Linked DNA regions of Homo sapiens: region 1 is linked to region 2. The links are chromatin loops, found by intact Hi-C in ENCODE. Cell type or tissue: B cell. All regions are shown on one strand. Each heading gives the region's core, and the rest is flanking DNA. Links, peaks and the distances in the headings are about the cores only.

Region 1 (8,533 bases), core at 534-8,533, 84 kb after region 2:
CAGGCTGTGCTGCTGGCCCTGGTCCTGGGGCGCTGAGCCGCATCTGCAATAGCACACCTGCCCGGCCACCTGCTGCCGTGAGCCTTTGCTGCTGAAGCCCCTGGGGTCGCCTCTACCTGATGAGGATGTGCACCCCCATTAGGGGGCTGCTCATGGCCCTTGCAGTGATGTTTGGGACAGCGATGGCATTTGCACCCATACCCCGGATCACCTGGGAGCACAGAGGTGAGTGACGAAACCTGCAGGGGTGCTGATGGCCTGGGATGGGGACCTCACTGCCTGGGATGCTGAGGTGGGTGGCTGGGGACGGGACAGGGACCCCACTTCCTGGAATGCTGAGGCGGGTGGCTGGGAACGGGACAGGGACTCCACTTCCTGAGATGCTGAGGTGAGTGGCTGAGGACGGGATGGGGACCCCACTTCCTGGGATGCTGAGGCGGGTGGCTGGGGATGGGATGGGGACCCCACTTCCTGGAATGCTGAGGCGGGTGGCTGGGGACAGGATGGGGACTCCACTTCCTGGGATGCTGAGGCGGGTGGCTGAGGATGGGATGGGGACCCCACTTCCTGGGATGCTGAGGTGAGTGGCTGAGGACGGGACGGGGACCCCACTTCCTGGGATGCTGAGGTGGGTGGCTGGCGATGGGATGGGGACCCCAATTCCTGGGATGCTGAGGCGGGTGACTGGGGATGGGATGGGGACTCCACTTCCTGGGATGCTGAGGCGGGTGGCTGAGGATGGGATGGGGACCCCACTTCCTGGGATGCTGAGGTGAGTGGCTGAGAACGGGACAGGGACCCCACTTCCTGGGATGCTGAGGTGGGTGGCTGAGAATGGGACAGGGACCCCACTTCCTGGGATGCTGCGGTGGGTGGCTGGGGACGGGATGGGGACCCCACTTCCTGGGATGCTGAGGTGAGTGGCTGAGGTCGGGATGGGGACTCCACTTCCTGGGATGCTGAGGCGGGTGGCTGGGGACGGGATGGGGACTCCACTTCCTGGGATGCTGAGGCGGGTGGCTGGGGACGGGACAGGAACTCCACTTCCTGGGATGCTCAGGCAGGTGGCTGAGGATGCTGGCATGTGATCTGTTGGATTCTCTGCTCTGAGAACTTTTGTCTGAGCAGACAGGCCTACTCAGCTGATCTAAGGGAGAGGCTGTGACAACTGTAGATACTCAGCAAGGCTCGTGCAGACCTCCTGATTTGGTTTCTGAATCTGGGGACCCCTGACAGGAAGCTTCCCTCCCTCGTACCTAGTAATGTTCGCGGCGTGCTGCCAAAGCACCCGCCCCACTGAGCGTCTGCTCCAGGCGCCTGAGAAGAACAGTGAGGCATCATAAGAATGCTCGTCCTACGTGCAGCTGAGCCTCATGCCAGCTACTTTCCTTTCCTGCTGTTTAGTTTTTTTTTAGTTATTTCTTCTCTTGGAGGATGTGTCTGGGGACCCGGGTTTCTGACTCAGTGGATTGAGAGCTTACACCCTGGGTCCTGAGCAAGGTGTTGCTTGCAGGTGGCTGAGAGCTGTCAGCAATATAGGCCATTGTTGTGCTGAGAGAGAGGACCTGCTGCCTGTGTGCATCTCTCTTCCACATGGGAAAATTAGAACAGAAAGTATGAACACCTGACTCTCTTTGTTTTTTCTCGAAGTCAGGGTCTGGCTCTGTTGCCCAGGCTAGAGTGCAGTGGGACAATCATAGCTTACTGCAGCCTCAATCTCCTGGACACAAGCAGTCGTCCCACCTTGGCCTCCCAAAGTGCTGGGGTTACAGGCGCCCGCCACCACACCTGGCCCACCTGACTCTTAAATAAAGCAGACTCTTGGTAATATGTAAAAAGCCAAGGTCAAAATGCTCAAATTGTTGTCAGGACAGTTGAAGAAACAGGTCCTAAAAAAAATAATGCTGATACATTTATATTATTCTTAAGCAGCTATTGCTCAAATCTTCATTTTCCTAAGTAGCTATTGATACAGTAACCTAATAAGCAAAGAGACGTCACTTGTTTCTCTGTCTATAAGTTTGTGGTGGTGATCACTGAGAATTGCATTCGTTGATGGATATATTCTCCAAAAGAAATTTTGTGAAGATTTTGAAGTAAAACATTCTTTTCCTGAATAAGAAAATCCTAAGTCATTGTATTCCTGTACACCTAATCTGTGGATGACAAGGCATGTAGACCAGAGTTGGGTGGGCAGAGGGTGGGAGCCATCACAGGAAGCATCTGGCAGAGCAGGGTTTGGGATTCTGGGATCTGAGGGAGCAGGAAGGGATGTCCGACTCACAGCTTCAAAGTGAGCACACTGGCTCCGGGCTTGAGCTCTAGGGCTGTGAGTGGTTCCCATGAGCACACCTGATGGCTACACTGTGGGTCTGGCGTTGACTGAGGCCACCTCCACTGTAGCAGTGCCTGTTGCAGCAACACATGGCCCTCGAGACATGACTGCACCCAGACGTGCTCATTGTCACTGAGACAGGGACCTAGGATGTGCTCAGGTTTAAAAATGCTTCCATCGCTCTTTTCTTCCTCCCACTCTGACCCTGCCCTTGCATCCCACAGAGGTGCACCTGGTGCAGTTTCATGAGCCAGACATCTACAACTACTCAGCCTTGCTGCTGAGCGAGGACAAGGACACCTTGTACATAGGTGCCCGGGAGGCGGTCTTCGCTGTGAACGCACTCAACATCTCCGAGAAGCAGCATGAGGTACGTCCTGGGCTCCCCTGCATGTCCACATAGCCCAGCTTGAGTGGGCAGCCTCTCCTGGCCCCACTGTGGGGCTGGGGGCTGACTTACCTGGAGCCTCCATTCTGTAGCTGTGACCATGCAGCCCCATCTTTGGGTGTCCACCAGCAGTTCACCCGGGGACCACCCTCTTTGCTTTTTTTTTTTTTGAACTTTTTATTATGAAAAAATCTCAAACATACCTATGAGCAGAGACAGCTATGCCATGAGCCCTGTGCCCACTGCAGCTTATGCAAGGCCGGGTGTTCAGTCTTGCCTACAGTACCCTCCACCTCCTGGGGCATTGAGGCAGATCCCGACACCACATTCTTCATCTGGGTATCTCTTACTGGAAAGGGCCCCTTGTCGTGCAAATAATCAAAAATAGCTTCTCCAAAATTTATATCATCATACATTCAGCCAGTGTTCATATTTCACCGACTCTTGTGGATGATGCTTGTTTAGTTGGTTCAAACGTTTAGTTTGAATCAGGTTGCAACCACGCTGTCCCAATCCATTGCAGCTGGTCACCCTGTCCATTCAGTCTCCGCTTCTAGGAGCCAGCCTCGGTTTCCTTCCTGAGAAAGCTACTCTGCACAGCCCATCCCATGTCCCACTCTTCACATTGCTCCTGATTCCTCGGTGTCTTTAAACATTTTAAAAAATCAAACCGAATTTAAAATTTGATTGTAGCTCACTGCAGCCTCAAACTCCTGGGCTCAAGTGATCCTCTTGCCTCAGCCTCCTGAGTAGCTGGGACTGTAAGTATGTGCCACCACACCCAGCCCCACTCATGGTGTCTTTAGCATGCACCTCTGTCTTCACATCCCCAGCTGGGTGTCAGATCCAGGCTCATCCCTCTCAGGGCTGTGAGGCGGGCTTCTCCATGGAGGCAGGTGTTCCTCCTCCTCAGTCTCGGTGGCCTTTGACCAGCGAAGTCTAGATGCTCTTCTCATCAAAGATTGCAAAACGCAATGTTCTGATTCTACCTCTCCTTCTCTACTTGTTAGCTGGAAATCGTATAAAAGGGGAAGTGCCCATCACCAGCTATTTTGGTCCGTAGAGGTCCCATTTCCTTTGGGAAATGCAGAATCGATGCTTGGAATCTTTGCCTTTATTTACCAGTTTTCAGAATAATGAGTTAATGAGTCAGTTTCCCCTCTGAAGGGCAAGAGTGAGTTTTTTGATTGATTTTTAGTGTCACAATGAAGTCATAGATTTAAAGATATTTGCTCTTCTTTGACCCATCACAGTGAAACACCTACCTCATGCTCAAATCGTCGCATCCATGGTCAACAGCAGCCTGTTTGGGTTGGCTCCTGAGACCTCGCGGTGTGGGGTTAGTTTTCTTGCTCTCTGGAATCTGTTCCAGGTTCACGCTGGACATTTTCTGCCCAGATCTCTTTTTGTTTTCATCTCCAGGGTCTAGCTTATTTCTCAATTTCTGTTTGACACATAAATGAGCTCTGAGCATTATGCTCTGAAAACAAGTATTTGGCTGGGTGCTGTGGCTCACGCATGTTATCCTAACACTGTGGGAGGTCGAGGTAGGCGGATTACTTGAGCTCAAGAGTTTGAGACCAGCCTGGGCAACATGGCGAAACCCTTTCTCTACAAAAACTGCAAAAAATAGCCAGGTGTGGTGGCTCAGGTCTTGGGAGTCTGAGGTGCTTGGAAGTCTGAAGTGGGAGGATCACTTGAGCCCAGGAGGTCGAGGCTGCAGTGAGCTGAGATCATGCCACTGCAGTCCAGCCTGGGCAACAGAGCGAGACCCTGTCTCAAAAAAACAAAAACAAAGTATTCAGCACTGTGAGGCACTCTGAGCAGAAAGATGTGGTGGTCTCACCTCACTCAGCTCTTACTCTTCGCGTGTCTGTTAAATTCTCTTCCTCTGAGCGCCTTCCTGACCACACAGGCTCACACTCGGTCTTGGGGGAATTGTGGACAGTGTGTTTGTGCTGGCCCCACAGGTGTTCAGTGAGAGCCAGACATTGCTCTGTTAATGACACCATGGTGGTCCCTCGGGGTTGGGGAGAGGCTTGGGGACCTCTTATACTTAAAAGAAAAAAATAAAGAGACCCCCGCCAAGCATCAGTGAAAATCCCTGCAAACGTGATCAAGAGTCTGTTGAAGTGTACGTTCCCTTGTCCTTATGCATTTCATGCGAGTTGACGAAATCATCTGTACTTTAAATGCTGAAGGAAGTGGCTATTTTAAATGAGACTCTGTTCCGCTTTTGTGTGCCCCTATCAGGACTTCCATTTCTATGAAATGACACTCCCTTAGTACTGTGTCTGCAGCCTGGGTGCTGTTCAGGAACTCACAGAGTTAGTTAGAAACCTAAAGTGGGGTTCCTCTCCTCATACTCTCCCTCCTAGAAGCCCTGTGTGCTTCCTAACCTCTGAGTCCTGACACCTGCTACAAGCCTTTTGGTGGAGAAAAATACATTGTTACTGGTTTCTTTTGCATCAGTTATGGAACATCACAGAGAGAGGGGGCATTTTGGGGAAGGTGAGGCAGAGATAGATATAGAAACCTTCCCTTTTGTCTTATGTTGCTTTCTATTCTGTGGGGGCTTTGGAGGGCAAGGGGCTAAGGCCCCCACCCCCTGGAAGTTTCTGATCACGAATTGTCCCTGGTTTGAAAGAAGAGGTGGTAGGAACATGGATCTTACTAAGATGGTGCCTGAGCTGAGCTGGTGGTGTTAGTTCATCACTTCCTCCTGCTGCCAACATGCAAGTTTAAGGAATCGTAAATCTCCCTTTCTACTGATACAGTGAATATTGTGGCTTTTTTTTTTAAACTGGACTGTAGAGTCACTTTTTTTTTTTTTTTTTTTTTTTTTTGAGACGGAGTCTTACTCTGTTGCCCAGGCACACGAGGCTGGAGTGCAGTGGTGCGATCTCGGCTTACTGCAACCTTCGCCTCCCGGGTTCAAGAGATTCTCCTGCCTCAGCCTCTCGAGTAGCTGGGATTACAGGCGCCCGCCACCACTCCCAGATAATTTTTGTATTTTTAGTAAAGATGGAGTTTCACCATGTTGGCCAGGCTGGTCTGGAACTCCTGACCTCAGGTGATCCGCCTGCCTCAGCCTCCCAAAGTGCTGGGATCACAGGTGTGAGCCACTGCGCCCGGCCTGTAGAGTCACTTTGAATGGATGGAAAAAAGCCCACTTTGATGTTTGAAAATACTTATGGTTTAGGTTTTTGAAAAATAATTTAATTTTCTCCACTTTCACGAGTTTGATTTTTGCTGCTGTTTTATGGTGAGTGATGGAACTTTTGGAGCTGGTCTTCCAGACTCCACTGGTTTCAGGATAAGGATCACAGTGAGGATGTTCATGAAGGCCCCAGGCTGCTCCCCTGCTCTCTGAACCTCCCTTGCAGTCTGAGAATTGATCATCTCAGGAGAAACCTCTAGGCTCTAAACTCTATCATGTGCTTTTAAAATTGTGCATTTTTATACTAGTATCTCTTTAAAAGAATATGCACTGATATGGACTCTATCCCAACAGGTGTATTGGAAGGTCTCAGAAGACAAAAAAGCAAAATGTGCAGAAAAGGGGAAATCAAAACAGGTAAATTTCTTTTGCAAGCTACAAAGAATCCCATTCAAGTATTTCTTGGTTGTTTTAATCTACTGAATGCCAGCATGCCTGCAGTGCAGGCCAGCCTTTTCTCCAGGCTCTGTTCATTCTGCTGGGCTTGGTTTTGTTGTGATGCGTCTTGGAGCTCATCCCTCTATTCCTGAGTATCAGGATTGGGTTTCTCAAAGCAGGTGCCAAACATATTTGGCCTTTGAGAAATACTTTTTTAAAGTTTATATGAATTGAATGTATTCAGATGGCCTGAAACTTTGACTACAGAACACTGGTGAATAGTGAAGCCCACTGGTGAATAGTGCAGAAATTCAGGGTTTGTTCTGCCTCCTTGCACCCAGAGGCCTTAGGCTTGGAGGAGTTGCTAGTCATGCAGTTTTTCTCAACCCCTTCGTTGGACTTGCGACAGAGATGCCCCATTTATTCGGCCTGCTGTGCTCAACCTCTTGCAGGAGGGAGCACATGAGTGAGCAAGTGTGGGATCTGGCCAGCTGTTTTGGGTGCCAGCAGGAGCAGGCTTTGTGTGAGCCCTGAGGGTGGCACCCAGGTTGGGGTGCCTGTGACCCCCGCAGCCCCAGAGGGTGCGTTACAGTGCTCTCTTATCTCTGTTCTCCATGGACAGTGGTGTGTTATAAGCTCAGTGGGCCCCTTTTCTCATTGTGTGGGACAGCTGTCCTCTGCCAGTGAGGGCAAAGGGCCAGTATGACAGCCTTTTTTGGGTACACACACTCAGGGTCCTGAGCTCTTGTCCGGCATCCAAGAAGAATGAGGTTGCATGGACACTTAAAGGATGGTGGAGTCAGAGAATTTTGTTTAGTGTTGGAAGTGGCTCTCAGCGGAGATGGGAGCTTGAGAGGGAACAGGACGAGCAAATAATCTTCCCTGAAGTCTGGCCAGCTCTGGCCGGCTCTTCTCCAAAGTTAAGCCATTTCTCCAAAATCCAGCCATCCCTCTGAAGTCAAGTCACCTCTCTCTAGTCCAGCACCTTCTCTTCTCTATCAACTGAGTCTGGGCTCTTATAGGCACAGGATGAGGGCAGGGTGGGCTGTGGGTAGTTTCGGAAAAGGCAACATCTGATTGTAAAAAGATGTTCAGAAAGAACCAATCGGGAGACGGCGGGCAAACAGGGATAGAAGTTCTCACTCTGGGCTGCGGGTTTTAGGCTTTTTGGCTCACATGTGGGGTTTTGCCAGGGACCTGCCCCTGTCTGCCTAGACTTTCTCTGGCTCCTTTCTCTATCACTGGGACTTTTGGATTCTTGGCACACGTCCGTCCCTTTGGTCCCTCAGGCCCCTCAGTGTGGTACTCATTCAGGGAGCCCTGGGCCGAATACTCATTCCCGTCTGCAGCTCTAGGTTACCCTCATCACCCTCTGAGCCATCATGTCCCTACCTGGCACTGGGCATTCTTCCTCAATGGTGGTCAAGACAAGCTGAGTTAAAGGCAAAAGAAGAAAGAAAACCCAAAGAAGTCTATGCTAAACTTTCTTAGCAAAATGCTAAACACTTGCACTGAAGTCTTTGTCTCTAAATCCAAAGTTAGATTAGGAAATGAGAGGAAAAGCAGGCGGTGCAGTGTAGCTCCGGTTTCCGGGGGTGTGCAGGTGGGTTGGGGTGAATAGTGAATTACTTCCAACCAGTCTAAAAAAGAGAACTCTCCTAATCTGGGATAATTTCAGACTATAGCACATGTAACGCAAGTACTTTTAGCCTAAAATAGTGGGTTCTGAAATGGTATCTTTGTTTTCCTGCTTGGGCCTTTCTGATGCCAAGCCGGGCTCCAGGCTCTCCTAGTGCAGCCACTCCCATGGGGGCTGGACTGGGACCCTGGGTTGGGTAGACCTAGTGTCGCTGTTCCTAGTTCTGTGCAAGTTGGAGGCAGGGTGGGGTCTCCAGAAACAGAGAGGAAATTCTGTAGGGTGGACACTTCTCCAGGCCTGGCAACAGAACAAGTGGTCCACGTACTTAGCAAGAGTAAAATATATTGCTTTCAACAGTGGGTGTCCCAGTAAGATTTGAGGTAAGCATTCATTGAGTTTTTTTTCAGTCACCACATCTTTGCTGAGTATCAATTAGGGACTGAAACAAAATCCTGTTTGGCACCTGAACAGCATGTGGACACTGCAGAGACACAATTACTCAGGCCAGTTTCAGCTTTAGGTTTGCCTAGGGGTGGGGTTGGGGTCTCAGTGAACCTTCCACTGTACGAGAAC
Region 2 (8,577 bases), core at 103-8,102:
TACATAACATTGCGAATGTACTAAATGCCACTGGATTATACGCTTTAAAATGGTAAATTTTATCTTACGAGTATTTTACCACAATAAAAGATGATATAAGACATGCTGTGAGCATTCGTGGGCAAATCTTAGCGTGGACATATGTTTTTATTTCTCCTGCGTAACTACCTACAAGTGGAATTACAGGGTTTCATGGTAAGTAGATGTTTAACTTGATTAAAAATCTGGCAAACTGCTTTGCAAAGCAGTTGTATCATTTTACGTTCCCACTGCTAACGCATGAGAGTTGCAGTTGGTTTACGTCTGTGCCAACACTTGCTGTTGTCAGTCTTATTAATTTTAGCTATTCTAGTGGAAATGTGGTAGTGCTGTATCTGTGCAGTTTTAGTTGAGCGTCTTTTCATGTGCTTATTAGCTATTTGTGTATATTCTTTTGTGAAGTGTCTGTTCAGATCTTTTGATCACTTTTTAATTGGGTTGTCTTCTTATATGTGAGTTGTAGGTGTTCTTTACATATTCTTGACTCAAACCTTTTGTCAGATACTTGTATTGCAAATATTTTCTCTCAGTCTATGGCTTGCCTTTTTATCCGTTATATCTTTCAATGGGCAGACTTTTTGGTTTTAAGTTGTTTTAATGGTTTGTGCTTTTTGTACCCTATTTAAGAAATCTTTGTCTAATCCATAGTGATAAAGATTATCTGTGTTTTCTTCTGAAAATGTGGTAATTTTAGCTTTTATGTTTAGATCTGAGATCCATTTTGGTTGGGCGTGGTGGCTCACGCCTGTAATCCCAACAGTTCGGGAGGCTGAGGTGAGTGGAACACCTGAGGTCAGGAGTTTGAGACCAGCCTGGCCAATATGGTGAAACCCTGTCTCTACTAAAAGTACAAAAATTAGCCGGATGTGATGGTGCACGTATGTAATCCCAGCTTCTTGGGAGCCTGAGGCAGGAGAATCACTTGAACCTGGGAGGCGGAGGTTGCAATGAGCTGAGATCGCACCATTGCACTCCAGCCACTCCAGCCTGTGTGACAGAGTGAGACTCTGTTCTCAAAAAAAAAAAAAAAAAAAAAAAAAAAAGATCTGTGATCCATTTCGAGTTAATTTTTAATGGAAAGAGCTAAGGATTGAGGTTCATTGTTTTACATGTAGACTTCCGATTGTTCTCACACCATTTGTTTTAAAGTAAACAACAACAGCAAGCCTCTTCTTTCTCCAGTGAATTATGTTGATACCATGTTTGTAAAGTAATTGACCATATCTGTGTGCCTTTGTTTCTGGATTCTGTTCTGTTCCATTATGGCTTATTCCTCATAGGTCCCAGTATCACACTGTCTCTGTAGTAACTCCTGAAGTCAGGTAGCATGACAATTTTGCTTCATTTTCAAAATTGTAGTGTCGGTTCTAGATCCTTTGCATTTTCTTATATACTTAAGATCAGTTTGTCAGTTTCTACAGCAAGCCTGCTTGGATTTTGGCCAGAATTGTATTAACTCCTTAGATCAATTTGGGAAAAAACATTGTAACAATATTTGGTCTCTTGACCAATGAGCATGGAATCTCCCTCTATTTTCATCTTCCTTTATTTCTTTCAGCAGTGTTTTGTAGTTTTGAGTGTACAGGTCTTGCACATGTTTTATCAGATTTACTCATAAGTATTTCATATTATTATACATGGATTTTAAAAATTTTATTTTCCAGTTGTTAATTGCGATATATAGAAATACAATTGATTTTTTCTATTTTTTGTTTATCCTGTGAACCTTGCTAAGTCGCTATTTAAGTAGCTTTTTTTGTAGTCCCTCAAGATCTTTCATATAGATAATTCTGATGATTATGAATAAAGACCAGTTTCTTTCCAGTTAGAATGCCTTTTACTCCTTTTTCTTCTTTTCTTTCACTTCTAGGACTTTCAGTACAATGATTAATAGAAGTGATAAAAGTGGACATTCTTGCCTGTTCCCAATATCAGGAAGGAAGAATTTCAAGTTTTGTTGTTGTTGTTGTTAAGTATGATGTTAGGTAAAGATATGAAGTGCCTTTTACAAGGCGGTGGAAGTTTTTTAATTTGTTGAGAGCTTTTATCATGAGTAGGTGTTGAATTTCCTCATATACTTTTTCTGTATCTGTTGAGATGATCATAGGGTTTTTCATTTTTTGTTTGTAAATATGGTGAATTACACTGGTTAACTTTTGAATGTTAAATCATTCTTGCATTTCTGGCACAAATCCCACTTGGTAATTATGTATCTTTTTTATATATTTGTTTTATATATTATATATATATATTTATATATTGCTGGATTTGATTTGCTGCAATTTTATTAAGGATATTTGTGGCTATGTCATGAGGGATATTGTTTTCTTTTCTGGTACTGTATTTTATATTGGTATCAAAGTAAAGTTTGCCCCACACAATGATTTGAGAAGTGGTTCCTCTTACTATTTTTGAATAGTCTTTGTAGGATTGGGCTTCTCTTGCCCTCCCCTCCCCTTCCCTTCCTTTCCCTTTTTGGAGACAAGGTCTCACTGTGTTGTCCAGGCTGGAGTGCAGTGGTACAATCATAGCTCAATCATAGCTCACTGCAGCCTTGACTTCCTGGGCTCAAGTGATCTTCCTGCCTCAGCCTCCAGAGTAGCTGGGACTACAAGCATACACCACTATGCCTGGCTAATTTTTTTGAATTTTAGCAGAGACAGAGTTTCACTATGATTCCCAGGCTGGCCTTGAATTCCTAACCTCAAGCCATCTTCCCGCTTTGGCCTTCTGAAGTGCTGAGCTTACAGGTGTGAGCCACTGTGCCCAGCCTGTCTGGGGTTTTCTTTATGGAGAGGCTTTTAATTATGAATTCAATTCCTTAACATAGGACTATGAAGATTTTCTGTTTCTGTTTGAGTCAGTTCTGGTTATTTGTGTGATTTATTGAGCTATAATTTTATATACAGTGAAATCTTTCCTGTTAAATGTACCATTCTGTGAGTTTTGGTTAATGCATGTGGTTTTGGTAAATATAACCATACCAAATCATTTCCACACCAAATCAAGGTATGGAAAATTTTCATAACTCCAAAAATTCCGTCTTGTGCCCCTTTGTAGTCAGTTTCCTTTCCCCAGACCTAGCAACCACTGACCTGTTTTCCATCCCTCTAGGCTTTTCCAGAATTTCATATAGAAGGAATTATACAGATTGTAGCCTTTGAGTCTGGCTTCTTTCACTCAGCATAATTATGCAGGTATTTGAGCAGTAAATAAAGCAATCAGATCGATGTCTCAGGAGTAACTCTGGCATTTCAGAGTGATGAATTGGAAAGACAGATTGGAAACAAGGGAAAGAAGTTATGGGACAAGAATGCTAGATGACGTTCATGGTGACCTTGTTATAAATGATATGCCAAACTCTATCCGTCTCATGGAGTTCTGACCACAGTCCTGTAAGACTGGGTCAGTTCTCCCCTCTTGTTTACAGGTGAGAACAGAGAGAATAAGAATGTTATTCTTGAAGCCGCTCAGCCAAGAAGTGGTGAAGCCAGGAGTTGTGATTCGATGCTCTATACTGAGGTCCAGCATCTAATGCATGCACTAGGAGGTGGCAGTTGGTTAGTGGTTTTTTTTTTTTCTTTTTTTTTTTTTTTTTTTTTTTTTTGAGATGGAGTTTTGCTCTTGTTGCCCAGGCTGGAGTGCAATGGTGCAATCTTGGCTCACTGCAACCTCTGCCTCCCAAGTTCAAGTGATTCTCCTGCCTCAGCCTCCCAAGTAGCTGGGATTACAGGCATGCGCCACCATGCCCGGCTAATTTTGTATTTTTAGTAGAGATGGGGTTTCTCCATGTTGGTCAGGCTGGTCTTGAACTCCCGACCTCAGGTGATCCTCCCGTCTTGGCCTCCCAAAGTGCTAGGATTACAGGTGTGAGCCACCGTGCCCAGCCCGGTTAATGTTTTAAAGATTTTAAGGCACATGTACCCTTTGGCCATTGGAGTCTGAATGAGCTAGACATTTATTTAAAGAATCATGAATGTTAAGAAGCATTTATTGAAAAGGGTGTTTCTCAGTGTTTATAAATAGAAAATCCAGATATAACCTGGGCAGCTACTGACAGTGAAATAGTTAGGCAGGATGTGCCATAGTAACATTGGTCACTCTTTGAAAATCTAGTGTAAAATATGCCTAATGAGATGAGAAGTCAGCATAATACATCATGTGTTAAGAACAGTTTGTGAACCAACATGCATGGCAAGGACTTACAATTGCCTAGAAAGCACTAGACCATGTCCAAAATGCGAGTCAGATGTTTAGTTGATGACGTGCCTTCTGTTTTCTCCTTGGTGCTTGTCTACATTTCTCTGATTTTCTGCAACAATACTTGTTATGGAAATCACAAAGGAGAAATACAAAGGAAAAGGTTGAAAAATGTAGCTCTGGAACACACACACACACACACACACAACATACTACACACATATGCCTCCACCACCCACCCAGTACACACACACCAAACAACACACACATACACATCACACCACACACCCCATACCACACACTACACACATACCCCCCACACCACAAACACCCAGTATACACACATTACACACACACCACACAATACATCCACACACCACACACCCACCACACAATACATCCACACACCACACCACACATTCCCCATACCACACACTTCACACATACCTGCCACACCACACACACATAACACACAACACATCCATACACCACATCACATACCACACACACAGCCACCACACTACATACACACACCACACCACACACACACTACATATATACTGCATACATACACCGCACATCACACCACGGAACACCCCATACTACACACATACCCCACCATGTATACACACACCATACACGTACCTCCCCACCCCACACACCCAGTCCATACACACCACACACACTACACAAACCCACCACGTGGTACATACACATACCATGCCACACACACACACAAAACACACACAACACACACTGTACACATACACACCACACACACCACACATCAAACCCCACACATAACACCACACAGTCATATGCTGCACGTGCCGCAGCACACACAGCACACACATACCCCGTATGCATCGGAGTCTTGAGAGCTTTGCACACTTTTCCTAGACTGGTCATGCGTGCCTTGTTCCCAGAGCAGGTGGGTGTTTTGCAGCTTGTTCTGCTCCTAAAGGGCATGCAGGCAGTGAAGCTGGCCGGCCCCTCGCTTGCCTCTCCCAGATGCAGCCCAGCTGCAGGTGGGCCTGCAGGGCGGGGTGGCCGCGGCGTCCTCTTTAAGGCTCCAGTTCCTGGGGGAGCCCGGAAGCCCTTCTGTGCCTGCCAGCTTGTGCGCAGCCTCAGTGGGGCCCGCCCTCTTCCTTAGTGGGGTTGTCCCTCAGTGGTTGTTGGGGGACTGTAGGATTATTAAATGAGATGACTCCTGTAATATCCCTTCTTGCCCACGTTTGAACTGAGATGCATGTGGAATTCAGTGTTATGTTTGAAACCAAGCCTCAGGAAGGTTTCAGTGCATGGACCATATTGCTAAAACATTTTTTATTACAATACAAAAGCTTCTTGACCATCAGGCAGCCTGGCTGTGTGGGTGTCTCATGCCTGGCTGGCTTCAGACGCTGACAGTGACCCACATGCATTTTATATTGTGAGGCAGCACACGCACACACACACAGCACACAGATGCACACATGCCAGTAAGTTTTGCTCATAACAGCCGCCCTTAACTATCTGTGACACCCCCTGATATTTTTATTTGATTATATTTGTTGAAAAACTGTGTTTGCAACCCCCAGATTGAGAACTACTGACCCCCATGTGACATCTGGCCCTATGTGTAACTGCATGGAAATGTAAAAATTTTAGCGTGACGTCAATGTGTGTACACTATGTATTATTATCTTATTTCTCACGTTGGCTGACTTTGACCATGTACTCCTCTACCGCTTGATTTTCCTCTCAGTGAGGCTAATCCCCACATTTCTGGGGCTGGACATGCCTTAGAGCCTTCAGCACAGTGCCTACCCCAGGGGCTGGTGTTGGACCGCAAGCCTGAGAACAACAGGGCAGGAAAACTGGGTCAAAGCAGAGCTCTTGAGCAGGTGGAATTGGATATCTAGCTTGTCTTTGAATGCTGAGGGCAGTGGCTTGGGTTTCAAATGTGGAATCCTGGGAAGCCGCCTGGCTCCCTTGGTCTTGCCTGTAAGCAGCGGCTGCGTCCTGGATGTTCTGTGGGGCTGAGGTCTCTCTGTGCAGGGATCTGCCATCCTCATGTTCCAGTTCCTTCCACAAGAGCACGGTTGGAGCAGGGCTTGGTTTTTGCCAGCTTGGCGAAACCAGAGAGGTGGTGAGAAGGCGATTTTTAAAATAGACACCAGTCGCTGCAGGACCTGGAATCAAGCCTTCGGGGAGATACAGACTCCATTTATTTACAAGTAACCGCTCTGTGACTCCAGCCAGTGGGCACAGGTTTTATTTCAACTGGAAGAGAGTGTCATTTAATAATTAGCACATTTAGGGCTGCAGAAGGGATAGATGGCTTAGCACAGATGTCTCGCGGTGGAAATGAAGGAGCCCTGAGAATGCAGACATGCTCTCTCCCCTTTCTCTTTTCTCAGCGAGGAGACCATGCTCAGGCCACAGTGGCATTCTCTAAATAAGTGATGGTGTCATCTGGAGACTTCCACTGAGACATTTTGTGTCAGGACTACTCTGAAGCCTTTTCAAGCACTTACATTGTAGTTGCTACAGACGGAAAAACACTTTGCCAAGCACAGCCTTATTCATGAATTGTGTCAGGCCGGGAGTCCGTTCCTGCTGGTGTCACCCTCCCCAAACTGCTGGGCTGGGGGCCCTCTCCTTGCTGCTGGAGGAGGCAGAGTGTGCCTCCTGCTGCACAGGAGACATTTGCTACAGTGCAGTTATCCTGAGCTTTGCGGGGCCTTCTGCTGCTGGGGCTGAGAATGGCTGGGAGGCTTCCCTGAGGATCAGAGCTGTTGCTGATGCCTGTGTAAACCGTAACGAGTGTGGCCCGTGCTGTTCTTTGCGTTGTGACTCTTCCAAGTGCCTGTCTGATCAGAGCTGACATGAAGAGCAGATTCCATGGTCTGAGACTCTGGCCTCGTGGTCGTCAGAGTGATCCAGGTGTGGCCTGCTTGGTGGCCTTGCTGGTGCACATTCTCTGTGGACGTGTCCCAGGAGGGCAGTAGGATACAGCCAGCCAGTGGATGGTGGACATTGCAAGTGCTCTGACCGCTGTGAGCTGGTTGGTCCTCAACTGGCTTTGCTGCCTTCTTCTTAGAGCAGCTGGGTCGGCTCCATGGCCCACTACTTTGCAGTGGATCCCCTCACCCGTCTGGGCGGTGACCCCTCTCCCTGCCTCCTTTCCCCTCTTGGAGTCAAGGGAAGGTCATCGACAGGAAGCAGCAGCAGCGAAACCCTCTCACCAGGTTTGCTGTTTTCATCTTTCCATCTCCTCCTTCCTTCTGCAGTGAGATATTTGCAGAATTTACTGTGAAGCACACCTAGCCTCAGTGTGCGGCCCTTGAATCTTCACAAATGGAGCCAGCCCTGCGATGCCTGGGAAGAGGAGCAGAGCACAGGGCCCTGGGGCCCCCTGCTCACCACTCCCCAGCTGATCACAGCGCAGGTTAATCTTGGCTGGCTTGAGTCTGTGTGCCTTGGGTTCTGCAGCACATCCTCGTGCGTGTCACTCAGCATCCGTCTGTGACATTTGGCTTGAGCTCACCCAGGGTCTTCTTCTCTTGCCTTGCCACCACGTATTCCGGTGTGTGTGTCTGCCACAATTTAGGCACATTTATATCCGCCACGGGTGTCTGCTGCCCTCTCGGCTTCCAGTTTGAGGCTGTTAGGAATGATATTTTGAACATCCTTGCACACAGGCTGTGTTTTAGCCTTTTATTGTCCTTTCAGGACACCAAGGGCCCTCCAGTTCTTATGGCTCCACTTCCTGGGGCAGGTCTTGTCTCCGTGGTGGCACCTGTGGTTTAATTTTGTCTCAGACCTCCCACGTGGCACCCTGTTTCCAGTCCTGCTGTGAACCCTCTCCTCTGAGAAGGGGCCCCTGAACCAGCTCCTGTTGCTTGCTGATGGGCCCCGCCTCCCTCGCTGGACCCTCGGGGGTCTCTCCAGCTGTCCCCTCTGTGCATCCCACCCCACCGCCACCTGCTCACCAAGGCCAGGTGGGCACGTCCCTGTCATTCCTAACATGGTGTTTTTCAGCTTCACAGTTTCTGTCTCTGGCTGCACAGGGTCCACTCAATCTGCTGCCATCTACCCCTCGGAGAGCATGCAGTGCCTGCCTAGTGTGTCCCAGGTTCTGGGATGGCAGTGAGAGGTTGGGGGTTGGAGGAGAATGGACAAGACGTGTTACTTTTAGCGGGAGAAGGATGTGTGTATGTACTGATAGTGAGAGGTGACAGCGTGCTAGCAGTCCTCAGAGCCCTCGCTTGCTCTCGGCACCTCCCCTGCCTGGGCTCCCACTTTGGCGGCATTTGAGGAGCACTTCAGTCCCCCACTGCACTGTGGGAGCCC

The links. Peaks named below come from ENCODE experiments on the same cell type or tissue, not always from the same donor. Only the 100,000 strongest peaks of a DNase experiment are listed, where the experiment ranks them.
Region 1: it touches region 2 in a loop (12-fold over the local background); 4 of 110 quality-filtered maps call a loop at or near these places.

The regions. Positions count from the first base shown.
Region 1 is chr9:89,397,043-89,405,575 of GRCh38, reverse strand. It overlaps SEMA4D (semaphorin 4D), which reads left to right. Exons shown (of 16, transcript NM_001371194.2): 3 at 1-225; 4 at 2,560-2,705; 5 at 6,238-6,300. The coding sequence starts at 120. Among named protein-coding and RNA genes, the nearest start is that of SECISBP2, 83 kb to the right of the region's middle. RefSeq lists an enhancer at 1-174. In B cell, for the core only: no CTCF peak of the experiment used is centred there; DNase peaks (open chromatin) are centred at 3,733 and 4,955; H3K4me3 peaks cover 855 bases; H3K27ac peaks cover 3,701 bases.
Region 2 is chr9:89,480,858-89,489,434 of GRCh38, reverse strand. All of the region lies in intron 1 of SEMA4D (semaphorin 4D), which reads left to right. Among named protein-coding and RNA genes, the nearest start is that of SEMA4D, 13 kb to the left of the region's middle. RefSeq lists enhancers at 2,833-2,902, 7,322-7,822, 8,478-8,577 and silencers at 4,072-4,161, 4,172-4,251. In B cell, for the core only: no CTCF peak of the experiment used is centred there; DNase peaks (open chromatin) are centred at 4,274 and 5,334; H3K4me3 peaks cover 1,711 bases; H3K27ac peaks cover 5,792 bases.